Regions from separate parts of the Homo sapiens genome. Here region 1 is linked to region 2. Evidence: read pairs that join two places in POLR2A ChIA-PET (ENCODE). Cell type or tissue: B cell. All regions are shown on one strand. Each heading gives the region's core, and the rest is flanking DNA. Links, peaks and the distances in the headings are about the cores only.

Region 1 (7,318 bases), core at 1,696-4,195, 68 kb before region 2:
GAGAGAGACCCGTTGGCTGTGACAGTTCCACTGCCATTCCAAAAGCTGAGCCCAGGAGAGAGGTCCCTGTTGGCTGTGATGGTTCCACTGCCATTCCGAAAGCTGAGCCCAGGAGAGAGGTCCCTGTTGGCTGTGATGGTTCCACTGCCATTCCGAAAGCTGAGCCCAGGAGAGAGGTCCCTGTTGGCTGCAGCGGTTCCACTGCTTCTCTTCCTTTCCTTCCTCATCAGGCTTTTCTACTCAACAGATAGAACTCACTTTGTACAAACAACTTCCAATCCCCAGTAGGCTCTGCTTCCTTTCAGTGTCTGGCCAGGGCCACATACCCCATTTCCCAATGCATTTCTTCACCACTCTTTCCACACATAAAATCATCTTTCCTGAGATCAAAGGTCTTCAATCACTGAGGCTCCAACCTCTCTCTCCAACTCAAAACTCAACCTCAGCCTCCTTTTCCAAGGCCAGCCCCCCAACCCAAGCTTCTAATCCCCAGCTGTGGACACAGTTCACTCCCCCACCTTAGCCAACTGGACTATCTAAGAAGGCCCAGGTCAGTTTCCCTTTGGCTAGAATGAGCCATCCTGCTCTGTAAAGAAGGGTTAGAAAGAGAGAAGCCCCTCCCTCAACACATCAGGGGACCCCCCCCCGCCACCCACCCCTGACGCCCCTCCTTTGGAGACAGGATGTCCTCAGGCCTGGCTCAGGCAGAAAAATCCATCTGAAGACCCACTGGCACACCAGGAATTACAGAGCTGACACTCTTGGAGCGGACTAGAGTCCCCAGTCCTTCACCCATTCTCAATCTTACATGAGCAAATTGTGTGTTTACAGCACCTTGTGCCTTTACTATTCTAAATCCAACAACAAAAAGTTCACTCAGCTACACATGTCAATCTAAGGTCAGAACCGTGTCCTCTACATTCTTAGTGAATCGGATCCAATATAAAGCCTTAATTTTTATGGATAAAACACTACATTATTCAGCTAGTATGTTATATTCACTCTTTAACTAGGTATAATTCTTGTCTGAAGTTTTTAAAGCCTTACCTGGACTAACTCATTTAAAATAAGCTTCAGATGGCTTCACCCCATCAGCAGTTGCAAGGGGAACCAGGAAATTACTGAACCAGACTGCACAACCCTCCTGCAACTATGTCAACATGGAAGTCATAGATCGTCACACTGATGAGAGCCTGGCTCTATCCCACTATAATTATAAACATGAATCTATTTCAGGGGGCTTTACATATACAATAGTTTTTTCAAATTATAATGGACTGCATTACTCATAGATCTCTATCGGTGAAAGGTAACTTAGGAAAAAAAGAACACTAATTATGGGTTTTGTAGAAAATCAGTTACTTACAAAATTTAAATGAGGTAACTGAAGCTCCATTTGTGTGTGTTTTTGCTACCTGAAATGAATTATAGTTGACTGTCTAATGATTATTAAGCTTCTCTAATTTTGAATTTTTGTTTTTGGTTGATGCAGTTTTTTTAAAACAATGACAGGGAAAATACCATGCATATTTCCTGAGTAACATCTAATTCAGCATAAAAACCCAGGTACTAAAGAAATCACAAAACTCTATTTCTCCTAACTTACCTTTCAGATCAGATTGATTTAATCACCCTCCTTTCCTTGGAAATTATTTCAGCCTATTACATTTTGTCAAGCAACCCCTCCTGAGGACTGCGGGGCAGCCTACCTGAGAGGCTGTGGATCTATAGGAGATTCCAGCAGCATCATGGCTCCAAGCAGGGGAACGGTGAGAGAAACAGCCAGCATCAAGAAGGTCACTCGGAAAACTCTGCCGCTAAAGGAGCTGCCAGAAATAAAAGATACAAAGGCAATCAGCTGAGTCTCAGACAGTGACAAGGTTGGCTGGTCCGAAAGCCCTCCCGGCAGGAGCAGGGACGCTCATCCAGTTTCCCCACTGCAAGCTGGCCGACCTCTGGCTTGTGATTAAACTCTAGCACTATTTGCTAGGATTGGCAAACACACTTTTGTTGTTGTTCTTTTTTTTTAATCTTCCAGCTTCCCCTGTGTGGGATACGTTGGATCAGTTACTTTCCAGATCTTGAATCCTCCAGGAGGGTTTTAAAGAAGGCAAACTCAAAGAACTGATGAACACAAAATGTAATGGGGAAAAAGAGTTCTAATGACATAAATGATACACACTCATCCACAGAAAAGGTGGGTAATTCTCAAAAGCTACGCATTCCCGGTGTATGGATTCAAAGCAGCAACACTCAGTACTATGCAGCCCTAAGATTCTCACAGATAGAAGAGACAGCTAAAGTCATGAAGGAAATGGAAGCAGAACAACTTCCTGAGGATCCAATTCCCCAATCACTTTTCCCAACCTACTTCTAAGAATTTAAAAGGAAATCCCAGATCTTCAACCTAATAGAAGAAGTCTGGCAGATACTGACAGTTATCCACACAGGATCTATAAAATTACAATTCAAAGTCATCACTCCTGAACCCTTGGGAAGATATGAAAGCTTCCCTGGGAATCCTGGGTGAAGTTTTTGGACAAATGACCAGTAGTGCCTTAAATATCTCTGAACCAATCTTCACATACAGTATCTCTCATCTGGCAAACAAGTGAAAGCATTTGGCCTCTTGCTACTAAATAAACCTCATAGGATCATTACTTGCTTACATGAATTGAACTCAAATTTACTAAATGCTTGGCATTAATATTAACTTAAACAAAATCATGAGTTCCTAAGGTAGAATTTTTTTCTTCCATGAAAAAAAGTGTTGACAAAGAAAAAAGTCAAGACTCACACTTAACAAAACAGACTTGATTTAAGGGGGCAGGGTTTGATTTTTGACAGAAGTGTAGTCTTCTGCCATTTAGACGTGTTAAACTCTGTTCTGGGTATGGTGTAGAAACATAAAGGCCAAGCCCTCTTTCCCAACAACCAGCCAGGGAACTGCAGGCCAGTTTCTCCACTCCAAAACCCACAGTTTCCCCCAGTGTGAAACGGGGTGTTGGGCAGGGTAACTTCCTGAACATGCATGATCCAGTCCTGAACATGCAAGATTTTTCACAAACGAATAAAGCAGAAAAGAAAAGAAATCCCTCTATTTCTACTGGGGTAGGTGGAAATAAAGACAAAGGAAAGACTAAGGGGAAGAAGAGGGAGCAGCTTTCACAAAGTGTCCCTTGCATTTTGGACAGCACCTCTGCAGAGTGGCTGGGTTCTGCCACCAACCTGAGTGGGCAGGAAACAGAGCCTCCCCAGAGCCTCCAGAAACACAGCCCTACTGACACCCTGATCTTAACACAGTGAGACCTGCCCAGGACTTCTGGCCTACAAAACTATTACATAATAAATCTGTGTTGTTCAGGACACTCATTGTGTGGTAATTTGTTAATGGCAGCCATAAAAATTAACAGTTTTCTAAGTAAATTAGTTTCCAGCACCCTGGAAGTGGGGTGTTGCTGTAACAGATATCTAAAAAAATGTGGAAGTAGCTTTGGAATAGAGCTGTGGGTGAAGGAAGGAAGAATTCTGAGGAGCAGCACAGAAAAAGCCTAGATTTCCTTGAACACATTAGTAAAACTACGGATGTTAAAAGACTCTACTTGTGAGGTCTCAGAAGGAAGAGGGGAGCATAGCAGGAAAAAAAACCATTGCCTGGGAGAACACCTAACTGGGCACGAACACTGCTGGCACTGCTGGGGAGGGTGCAGAAGGATGTCACGAGCATGGGATTGGAAACTGGAGCAAAGTGGATCCTGTAACACAGTGGTAGAAAGCTTGGCTGAATCGCGTCCTGCAGTTATGTGAAAAGCAGAGCTTCTAAACACTGAAACTGGACCCAGCTGAGGACATTTCCCAGCACAGTGTTGAAGGCAAGGCCCGGTTTCTCCTGCTGCTTCCTCCTCCAGAGCAGGACAGGCCCGAGGGCAGTGTTAACCACTGCCTTCTTCCTTTGCCATTTCCCTTTGCTGATGAGAATTCTGTGTCTATTTTTCTTCTAATAATCTTCCAAAAATGAATTTTGTCCCTAACTTCCTCCCCTTCACTCATAAGGGGTTCAGAGCTCACCCCGTACACCTGAGGCCAGGTAAAATGCCACATTGCCAGTCCTTACCCCTTTTATTAGGTGGGAAAGGAGGTGGTCCAGACCCTACAAACACAAACAAAATGCCACAGACACACCAGGGAGAGGCCAAGGGAGCCCAGCTCCTGGAAGAGGGCAGGTGAGAATGAAGGGGAAAGTCAGGTCAACCTCTCCCTCCCAGTCCTGTCTCCAAACCCCAGGACCAAATAATCTTCTTCTAATGTGACTGACTTATACCAGTCATGGGTATAAGCACCACAGGCATAAAAATGTCTACAAAGCACAGAACTACGACCTGACATGACGGCAGGCTCATGCAACCTGAGAGGTCTGCAGCAGGGAAAGGAGTAAGGGCCAGGAAAAGAGGAATGGCAAACAGTCCAAATGAGAGTATGCCAAGAAATGTGCTTTACGTGGGCAACCAGATGGAACCAGGTATCTCTCTCCTTCACAAATGAGGGAAGTGGGCAGGGAAAGGCTCAAGTGGCTTTCCCACAGCCAATGCAAGAGCTGGAAAAGCGCAACTGAGAGCCAGATGTGACTCTATGGCTGCGGTCACCATTAGAAGCGCTGCCTGCCAAGAGCAAGAGGAGGGAGTGGAGGATGCCCAGACCTAGAGCCCTCAGAGCGGGAGTTTGAAAGCTCTGTGAAAATTCATGGTGATCTGCCTATTCTAGGCATTTCATATAAGTGGAATCATACAACAAGTGACCTTTCATGACTAGCTTCTTTCATTCAGTGTGTTTTCTAGGCCCATCTAAGTTGCAGTATGTATCTGTACATGGTTCCTTTTACCAGTTGATTATGTATGTATCTACCACAACTTGCTGCCCACTCATCTGGTTTTTTGTTTTTTAAATATAAAGACACGGTCTCAGTATGTCAACCAGGCTGGAGTACAGTGGCATGATCATATCTCACTGTTATCTCAAATTCCTGGGCTCAAGTGATCCTCCTGTCTCAGCCTCCCAAAGTAGCTAGGACTACAGGTGTGCACCACCACACGTGGCTAATTGTTTTACTTTCTGTAGAGAAAACATCTTGCTACATTGTCCAGGCTGGTCTTGAACTTCTGGCCTCAAGCAGTCTTCCCACCTTAGCCTTCCAAAGTGCACCCTGAGATGAGCAGGCATGAGCAACCATGTCTAGCCCCACTCATCTGCTGAACATTTGTGTGGGAGGGGGAAATGGGAGTGATTACTTAATCAGTACAAGGTAAACACCTTGCTTTTATGGGGTGATGAAACAGTTTTGAAAGCAGAGAGAGTTGGTGGTTGCCCAACATTGTGAATACACTAAATATCACTGAACTGTGCACTTTAAAGTGGTTAATTGTATGTTATGCGAATTTCACCTCAACTAAAAAAAAAAGTTGACAGTGACAAGAATGTTCTAAACTTGGATTGCGGTAATTACTGCAAAACTGGCCATTATACTAAAAATCACTGATTTGAACATTTTAAGTAGGTTAATTTTATGGTATGTGAATTACATCTCAATAAAGATGTTAAAAAAAAACAAAAACAAAACAAAGTCAGTGACTCCACCATGCAAACTGCCACTCCAATGGCTAGGACACCCTTCAACCCAAGTGATTTTCTTTAAGTGACCTAAAGTCTTCCAACACAATAGAAATGAAGTACTTGTACAATAAAGCAGGGCTGGTTACAAGTAAATGACAGAAACGCTTCTGACAGTGTGAACCCCAAAGAGAGACAAAGCATATGGAAAGGTGGATGGTGAAGATGTGTGGCTGCCAGCCCTGAGAGCTGCCCTCACTGCACTCTGGTACTGAGTCCAACAGGGACTGCCTGCCTTAAAGGAAGCTGATGCCATCACCCACCCCACTCCCAGGAGAGAAGAGTCCCTCTAGGGAAGGTACATTGTGTTTTCACCTCATGACCTTCATTATAAACAGTAACAATCTTGCCAAAACGCTACTTTTTCCTTGCCTAACATCATTCTACCTAAGGCAGATTTTCCTCATCTGTCTTGACTCCAACATTGTGACCTCTACTTTACCACACTGCAGCTTATATTTTTAAAATCTTGATGTGGTAATCTGATTCAGAGCTGGTGGCACCCCATTTAAATACCTGGTTGCCCCTTCACACAATAGTTAGAGGCTCAATTATGTCCCAAACAAAAAGTCCAGCCAGGACTGAAAGCCACGGGGCTTACAGCCAGAAAGGAGGCCAAAAGTCCATTGACAAAGATTTGTGTCCCAATGCTGCGGGATCTACCATACCAGTAACACTCTCCTAAAGCTGGAGAAGAATTTAGAGGCCACTCAGTCTACTGTTCCCAAAGGCAGCCAACTCCTGGATGGGCTACATCAAGATGACCTGGGCCAGAGATTCTGCTTTGGTAGGTACAGGGTGGGCCTGCGAACTCTTTCATCGGTTGTTCCTCATGTGCAGCTGGACACCACTAACTCTATGCAGCTCCCTTCCCAGTCAGACTTCACCAACACCTCCTCAACCTCACCTGATCAGCATCCAGCCTCCACTGGAAAGTTCTGTGGTCACGTATTAGAAATACTAGCTTAAATTTAAACAAAACTCCTTGAGCTGCACTGTCCAATAGAACTTTCTGCAACGATGGAAATACAATAGCTACTAGCCATGTGTGGTTCCTGAGCACTTGAAATGGAGTTAGCTTGTTATATAAATGAGGTAAGCACAGCTCCTGGACCCCTGCTCTGGGTGCCACACTTATTTTAGCCCAAGGTCCATTAACTTTTCGGCAGGCCCTCATCAGTGTTGCTTCCTGTAAACTCACAGTTAACCACAATTCTTCTGTCTTTTCTCGGTGTCTGCCTCCCTCTTACTCTTTTTTTAACTTAAATAAAGAACACTGTATCGATCCCTATCCATTTTCACTGACAAAGCATTGCAGGTTCCCAACCTGTGCTGACACATCCAGGAACGCTGGCAACTTAGTTCCCAGGCGCAGTTTGAGAAATCAGTTTGTTTGCCCCAATCTCTCGGAAGAGCCTGGAGGGATGCCCATCTCCATGAGGACATCTGCACCCTGAAATTGCCTACACTCTCTGAAGGCAAGAGCACAACCACAGTGATGCAACAGGATTTGACAACTGCTGTTGGCTGGGCCATGATTTACACAATCTTCTGTAGATTCACCAGCCAATTTGGCAGATTTTGAAGGGTATCCTCTAACTCTGCACACAGGACATTAGGGCCTTGGGTCCTGAACTGAAGTCCCAACAAGCAG
Region 2 (7,287 bases), core at 2,519-5,018:
TTGGGGAGTCTCTTAGGAGCAAAAAGAAGGAGCATACAACCCTGAGATGGTTTAACCCAACCAGTCCTGGGTGCCAATCCTGATCAAGGCCCCACACTGAACACTGAGGGAAATGCCAGGGCAGATTCGAAGCCCCTGCCATGGGTGCAGGAGACAGATGCAAACGTAAGAAACATGCAAAAGTGACCAAACACACAAGGCCGGTGGCGGCAGGCTCATGACACTTGTCCAAACAGGGCACTGGAGCTGAATTTACCCTGGGAAGGCAAACCCTGGGAAGTCAAGAGCAGCCTGGGGCTGAAACAATAATTACTGCAAGAGCCTCCACGGAGACAGCGCCCGCACCACCAGCATCTCCCATTATGGATGGGAGAACAGAGGCCCCGAGAAGTTAAGCTGCCTGGCCAAGGTCACACAGAGGCAGAGCTGGATTCAACGCAGGCAGATTGGCTCCACAGTCTGTCCCACCGCCCCACCCTCCAAAGTCCCCCGGTAACAGTCCAGTTCTTCACCAGGCGGTGAAGAACTGCTCTATGCAACAAGTGGGAGGGAAGCGAGCTTTGCCGGTAGTGGGGGAATTGGGGAGGAGGGATGAATCAGGCTTGGTCTTACAGACGGAAGACAGAACAGTTGAGAAGAATAGTGAGGCCAATTCAGGCAGGCGACAGGAACATGTAAACCCTGAAGGAGATGGAAAAACAACACAACTGCCAGGGAGAAAATTAATACACGGGTACAGCAGATATTAGCCAACGTGGTCCCTAGGCTGAGTCCAGCATACAGTTGTGCTAACCACCCTGACCAGGGTGTGCAGGCATGCGTGTGTGAGTCCAGTCCAATATTTAAAAATCGAGAGCTTTCACATGAAAGCCATGGACTTCTGGCTTCTGAACAATCAGCAGGAGACCATCCCTACACAGAGAGTCCTACACCCCGCTGCCTGCCTGTCACCTCCAGTGACTCTATGATGCTATGACAAGCCTGGGAATGTCTAGCTGAGGATCGACACTGTCTGCACCCACCATCCCCCCCGGGAGCTGGTCACAAATGCAAATCTTCAGCCCCACCCAGACCTGCTGAGTCCCAACCAGCCTCATAAGAAGCCCCAGGAGATGTGAACCCACTCTCATATCTGAAAAGCTCTGCCTGACATACTTGCTCCACTCCAAATTTGACCCTGGAGCCCCCCGGAAGAGTGGCCTGCCCAGGTGTAGATGAGCAAACGCCCTCTGCATGGCCTGGTGACCTGCCCAAGGCCCCAGCCAAGATGAAGCAGGAAGGGCTCGAACCACGCTGGACACTTCGCCTTGGCATTCATCTCATCGCCTCACCTGCTCCCACAGCAGCCAGGGCACCAGGACACTCTTCTCAGAAACAGTGACTGCCCAACTTCAAACAGGCCCTCACAGCCTCCCAGCCCAGCAGGACATCCTGCACCATTTTATACCAAGCAGGAAGGCAGAGGTGAGGAAGGTGGAGAGGGGCAGGCCAGCCCCAGGATGGACAGCACCCAGGTGCGGCTGGGTGGCCCGTGAGATAAGCCCTGTGTCCCTGTCTTTCCAGGGCTGACAGGTGGCCTGGGTCCAGCAGATCAGAACAGAGCCCCAAACACAGTGTCCCCCAGGTGCCTCGCCACATGCAGAGGTGCTCAAAAAGTGGCCACCAAGGCCCCAATGACCTGCCTCTCCCTGCTGACCGGGCCACATCTGGTGAGCTCCCCTGCCCTCAGGCCTTTGCTGTGGCTTCTCCCTGCCTGGGGCACTGTGCCCTCCTCACACCCACACTGCAGCTCTCAGCCCAAGGCGCTCACTCTCCCGAGCACCTCACTGTCCCAGACCCTGCGCATCCCCCAACTCTTCCAGATGCTCACTGCCTGCTGCGCTCCCTAGGGCGAGGGCTGAGTGTCCTGCTCAGGTCTGGGTTCAGGTAGCCTGGTCCAGAGCACAGAGCTGAGGAACAGACCACTTGCGTCCTCGAGCCAAAGGGTCATATTGAGGTGTAACTGGCACCAGGTGGTCCCCTCATGCCCAAGGGAGGGAGCAGACCTCTTCTTGTCTTTGTGGCTTCATCCCTTAAGTAGAAGACATTCTCTTTTTTGGCCCAAATCAGTGCTTCTCAACCTTGAGTGGCATCAGAAGTCCCCAGAGGACGTGTTAGCTGCAGCCAGTGTGCCCCGTCCCCGTTCTGGGCATCTGCATTTCTAACAAGATCCTAGTGATGCAGCCGCTGCTGGTCCTGGGACCCGACTCTGACGATGTGTGCACATGGACCTACATGCACATCCCCTTTCTATGCAGATGCAAGATTTCCAATGGTTTTCTTTTTCCTTTGGGACAGGGGTGATTACACATACTTGCCAGCCTCATGAGCCACTGGTTGGCAGCCTGGAGTCACCACTAAAAACTCAGGGTCTAAAGTCCAGCCCCTGTCCAGCCACTCACTAACCACAGACAATGCACATATCATTTAATCCAAGCCCATTTCCTAATCCTTGGAGTGGGTATAATGATCCTTGGTCTGGGTGGGACTGGAAGGACTAGGTGCCATTGGGTTGTTTCTGGCTGTGGGTCAGATGGAGTCAAGGTGTCCCCCAAGAAGGCAAACAGAACAACCCTCCCCCATCTTTGTTCTGGCCACCATGGCTGGTGCTCAGACCACACAGGCACCTGAAGAAAGCTCCATGTGGGGTTTGGGGGACAGTGGCCCTAACACCCATGTGCACATGGCTCTTCGCACATAGTTATGGTTCCTGCTAGTGCTTCAATTTCAGGATGAAAAGGTAGAAAGGAGGGGGAGGAAGGAGGTAAGAAGGTGAGGAAGGATGGAAAGGAGGAAGGAAGTGGGGAAGAGAGGGAGGAGGAAAAGAAAGTTTAAAAAAAAATCTGCCCAAAGAAATGGGCAGTGAGACAAGAAAATTCCATTTCTCAGCATTTCCAAGAAGAGTTGGGCAAGGACCCATGGCAATTTAAAGTGTAGCTGAAACTCCACCTCCTATTTCCGGCCTTTCCCAAGTTTCCCAGCACATGATGGATGACCTGTCCTTCGCCTCTCAGAGGCCCACACCATTTCACACTGCCCCATGCTCCCTGGTGGTCCCCATTACAGGGCACAATGCCATTCCCCAAGGGCAGGGACTGTGTCCCTAAGATTCCTTTATCATGTAGACTGGCGTTGGGAATTACATCACAATTCCCCTCCCACCTCAGTGTGGACTTACTCATTTACTGACTTATGGTTCATCTCCTCATTAGAATGTGGGCTCTGTGGTATTGAGCATTTTCTGGATTATTCATTGCTGTACATGAATTGGAGCCTTTATTTCCAAATCTGTGCAATGGGACCACCAACCACTTCATGTTGGTGCCATGAGGATGCGACAAGCCATGCGGAGCTGAGGGCCGGCCAGCCAGGGCGCTCCATCTCGCTCACAGATGCCCAGGGCCCCACCCAGGGCCTAACACAGCTGGACGCAGTCGGCCAATGCCCGTGGCTGGGGCAGGGGTTTGGTATTTTGTTTTAAAAAGGCATTATAAGAGTATTGGGATTTCCATTACAATCCTGACACACACGTACGAATTTTCAAGTACTCTTGTTGCTTATTTAAATACATCCCTCACACTCACACACCCTAACTGAAAGTGGAACCCAGCATACAGAAATTCAATTTGAATACGGAGTTACTATTCACAATGAGCTTTTTTTTTTTTTTTTTTTTTGAGACAGGGTCTCACTCCATTGCCCAGGCTAGAGTGCGCTGGCGTGATCTCAGCTCACTGCAACCTCCACCTCCTGGGCTCAAGGGATCCTCCCACCTCAGCCTTCCAAGTAACTGGGACTACAGGTATGCACCACCACGCTCGGCTAATTTTTTTTTTTTTTTTTTGAGATGGGGTTCTCACTACGTTGCCAGGCTGGTCTCAAACTCCTGGGCTCAAGCGATCTGCCCACCTCAGCCTCCCAAAGTACTGGGATTCCAGGCATGAGCCACGGCGCCTGGCCCACAATGGACTTTCTTTTAATAGCAATCTTCCCTGGCAGGCTTTGAGATATTACGTCAGTCACAAAAATTGTTTTGGACAATTTTCCCAAAGCATCTGTTATTTAAAGTAAGTCGTGCCCCTGACAGCTGGGGAGGACTTGGATTCCTCGGGAGGATCCTCCTCCTAAGATTAGGGGTTCCTTTTTCATGTAGAGTTCCCTGAAAAACCTTAGAAAAGTTACTTTAATCACTGGAATCACTAGGAGGAAAATGAAGCACAGGCGCACAGCGTCTTGCCGCTGTCAGTGTCCTGCCTTCTGAACGATTAGAGGCATGCCACAGAGAGGAAACTACAGCAAACACAGAGGAACTACAGCAAAAGGGCCTCTGTTCCTGCAATTAATCTCCAAAAAGCATCCAAGAAATTTCCCAGTGCTCAATGCTTGGTTACAAAGAGGATTTTTACACTCTTGCTTAAGAGTACACACACTGAAAAACATCACTTAAAATTGGGGGTTTTAAAAATAGAGCTTAGCTGTGTGTTTTGAAAGCAACACATGTCATTACCCTCTGGTTCTGCATTTACAACTTCCTGACATCTTGAGTTGATATGCCACAGGGCAAAAAGAGCTGCAGAGCCCTACAAAGGACAGAGCCAAATTTCACAGGTGGGAAAGAATCCCTTTTAGAACCTGGCTCTCCAAAGAACCTTCTGCAAGGCAGTTTTACACAATAGAAGCAAGTCACAGAAGGGCACAGACACTCTGTCTACCCTGCCCAGTGAGTCTCAGACACCATAACCTCAACTGGCTATTGGAGTTGTGGGATGGGCAGGATACTGTGGAGCTTTGAAAGCAACCTCAGCCACCTGCATGCTCTCCGAAGCCTATTCCCCACCTATCCCAGGCTGATCAGATGCAAGCCCATGTGGTCCAGTTCAGATGAAGCTCAGCTCTCTCAGCAGCACTGCCGAAGGCCAAGCACAAGGTCACAGCCTCCCCACATGCTTCATTAATAAATAACAAATAGTCAGTGACTGGGGATGTATAATGTGTTAAGAAAGTGCTGAGTGCCTTACAAGCATTTCCTCATTTCATTCTAACAGCCCTGGGATGGGTGTGCTGATAGATACTCCCATGGATAACAAAACAGGTGCAAACACTCAGGTCCCCTTCCCCAGGTCGGAAGATGCCTGATAACATCTGTGCTGGTCTCTTGGACCTCTGGTTGCAGGAAATTGCCTGGGCCCAGCCACCATGCTGTGACAAGCCCCAGGAGGTGCTTTGGGCCACAGTTCTGGCTGAAGCCAGCCTGCAAGTTGTCCCAAACAAGGCTCCAGACTTGGGAGTGAGAAACAGGCAGATGACTCCAACCTCAGACACTGAGGAGCAGGAGCAAGTGTTAAATAAAATGTATAGGAGGCCACTGGTCTGGACTGAGCTGCATGAGGCCCAATAGATCACACAAAAATGGAGTCACTCTTGCTAAAGTGCGGTGTCACCAAATGGAAACTAAGTTGTTTATCCGACCTTCTAAGAAACAAGGAGAGTGAAAGATAGCTAAATCTCCAAACAAGCTGGCATGATAAGGGAGCTCCTTCCACTTTCACCTTTACAACAAAAGTAGCTTTGAAATAACCAGTCCACTTTTTGTTCTCCATGTCTGCATCCTTCAGCCCCTTCTGTCTATAAAACCATCCTCCTCTGTTCAGCTCATCAAACATTCCTTCTGTTTTATGGAATGGGGTGTTTCCCAATTCTATAATCACGAATAAAGTGAAGTAAGGTCTTTAAACTAAATTTGTCCTAATTTTGCCCTTTGACATGAGTCATCCCCATCGGGCCCTGTCCAAAGTCCTGACTCACAGACTCTGCGAGGAATATAAAATTGTTGTTATCTTGTGTCACTAAACTTAGGGGTGGTTTGATGTACATCAATAGTAACTAGGACAGAATTCAGTTACATACGGCCCTTGTTTTACAGATGAGGAAACATGCAAAGTACAGTACAGGGAAAGCAAGAAATCAACCCGAGTCATGATTCTAAAGACACCTGGAGCCACGAAACTGTGTTGCGCCATCCACAGCCCATCATTTGCTTGCTGTTTGTTTAATAGGGCCAAGGCCAGGACACTAATCCCAATTCTGTTTTAGAAGTGCCTTCATCTGCCCTGGTTTGAGGCGTACAGGCCAGTGGTTCTCAAGCCCGAGTGTCCTCTGGAGCATCTGAAGGGCTCGTTATAAACACAGGTGTCAGGTCCCATCCCAGGGTTTCTGATTCCAGATGTCCAGGATGGGCTCCAGAATTTGTATTTCTCAAAAGTTCTCAGGTAATGCTGATGCTGCAGGTCTGAAGACCATGCGTTGAGAACCACTGGTATTCTTGAGGGGGTGAGGTGAAGCTTTCTTCAAGAGTGATATTCCTTTGGAACAAGCCATCTGACTTTATCACACACAGCTGACAGATCAGACCAAAGTGTTCTCATCCATCCCACGACTTTCTAGATGCTCCCAGAAGAGTCATGGCCTGGCCTGGCCCTTTTTCATACTGTCTTCTCTATGGTTTGCAGACACCGGCAAAGGAAAGAGATATTGCTGACCCATGAACAGGAGGGCACGCACATCCCAGGGGAGAAAGCTGCTGAAAAGCTGTTTTTCAAGTTAGTTTTCTGAAGCTCAATTTCTGGCTAACGTAGCCATAAAGGCCATATTATCAGAAGAAATAAGTGAAGGAAAAGGAGACAGAAGAATGCTTGCTGACCACACCCTGATCCTGACCGAGCGAGGTTCAGAAGGTCCTTGCTGTTGGCCCCAGGAGGTCCGCCCCACTGTCTTATCTGAGTGGGGCTGCAAGTGTGCACAGGCCAACTGTGAATGTTCCCCATGACCTTGGCCTCACAAGTCCAGAGCAGGTCACTTTCCACCTCTGTCCTTGGGCAAGCTGCTCTAGTCTCCTTCAAGGGCACATTGCCCCAACTCTGCAAACCAAAGGGTTTGGTTTTTTTCCCACTAGTTCAAGGGCACTTGCTGCTGACTCAATGTTAAAGAAAACACTTATCTAGTAAGTGACTCATTTTAATTAAACCAGCAAAGTAATATACAATTTCGGGGAGTGGGGGAGGTCCAAAGTTCCTTCCAATTTCTTTGAAAAATAACTGCAAGACACTATCTATAATTGTATGACTATTTCTGAAGTTATCTAAAATCGCTACTGCTTATGGGTCACCAGTAAGCGCTGGGTCTGCTGCACACCTTGCAGCACTCAGCCTAACCTCTGAGCATGACTGCCCCCATCCTCACAATGAGGAG

The links. Peaks named below come from ENCODE experiments on the same cell type or tissue, not always from the same donor. Only the 100,000 strongest peaks of a DNase experiment are listed, where the experiment ranks them.
Region 1: POLR2A ChIA-PET joins it to region 2 with 5 read pairs; 16 of 35 experiments call an interaction of 5 or more read pairs at or near these places.

What each region holds. Positions count from the first base shown.
Region 1 is chr20:24,982,194-24,989,511 of GRCh38, forward strand. APMAP (adipocyte plasma membrane associated protein) reads right to left here. Exons shown (of 9, transcript NM_020531.3): 2 at 1,710-1,826. Among named protein-coding and RNA genes, the nearest start is that of APMAP, 6.9 kb to the right of the region's middle. In B cell, for the core only: no CTCF peak of the experiment used is centred there; no DNase peak of the experiment used is centred there.
Region 2 is chr20:25,049,366-25,056,652 of GRCh38, forward strand. All of the region lies in intron 1 of ACSS1 (acyl-CoA synthetase short chain family member 1), which reads right to left. Among named protein-coding and RNA genes, the nearest start is that of ACSS1, 5.1 kb to the right of the region's middle. In B cell, for the core only: no CTCF peak of the experiment used is centred there; DNase peaks (open chromatin) are centred at 3,646 and 4,446; H3K4me3 peaks cover 1,797 bases; H3K27ac peaks cover 2,500 bases.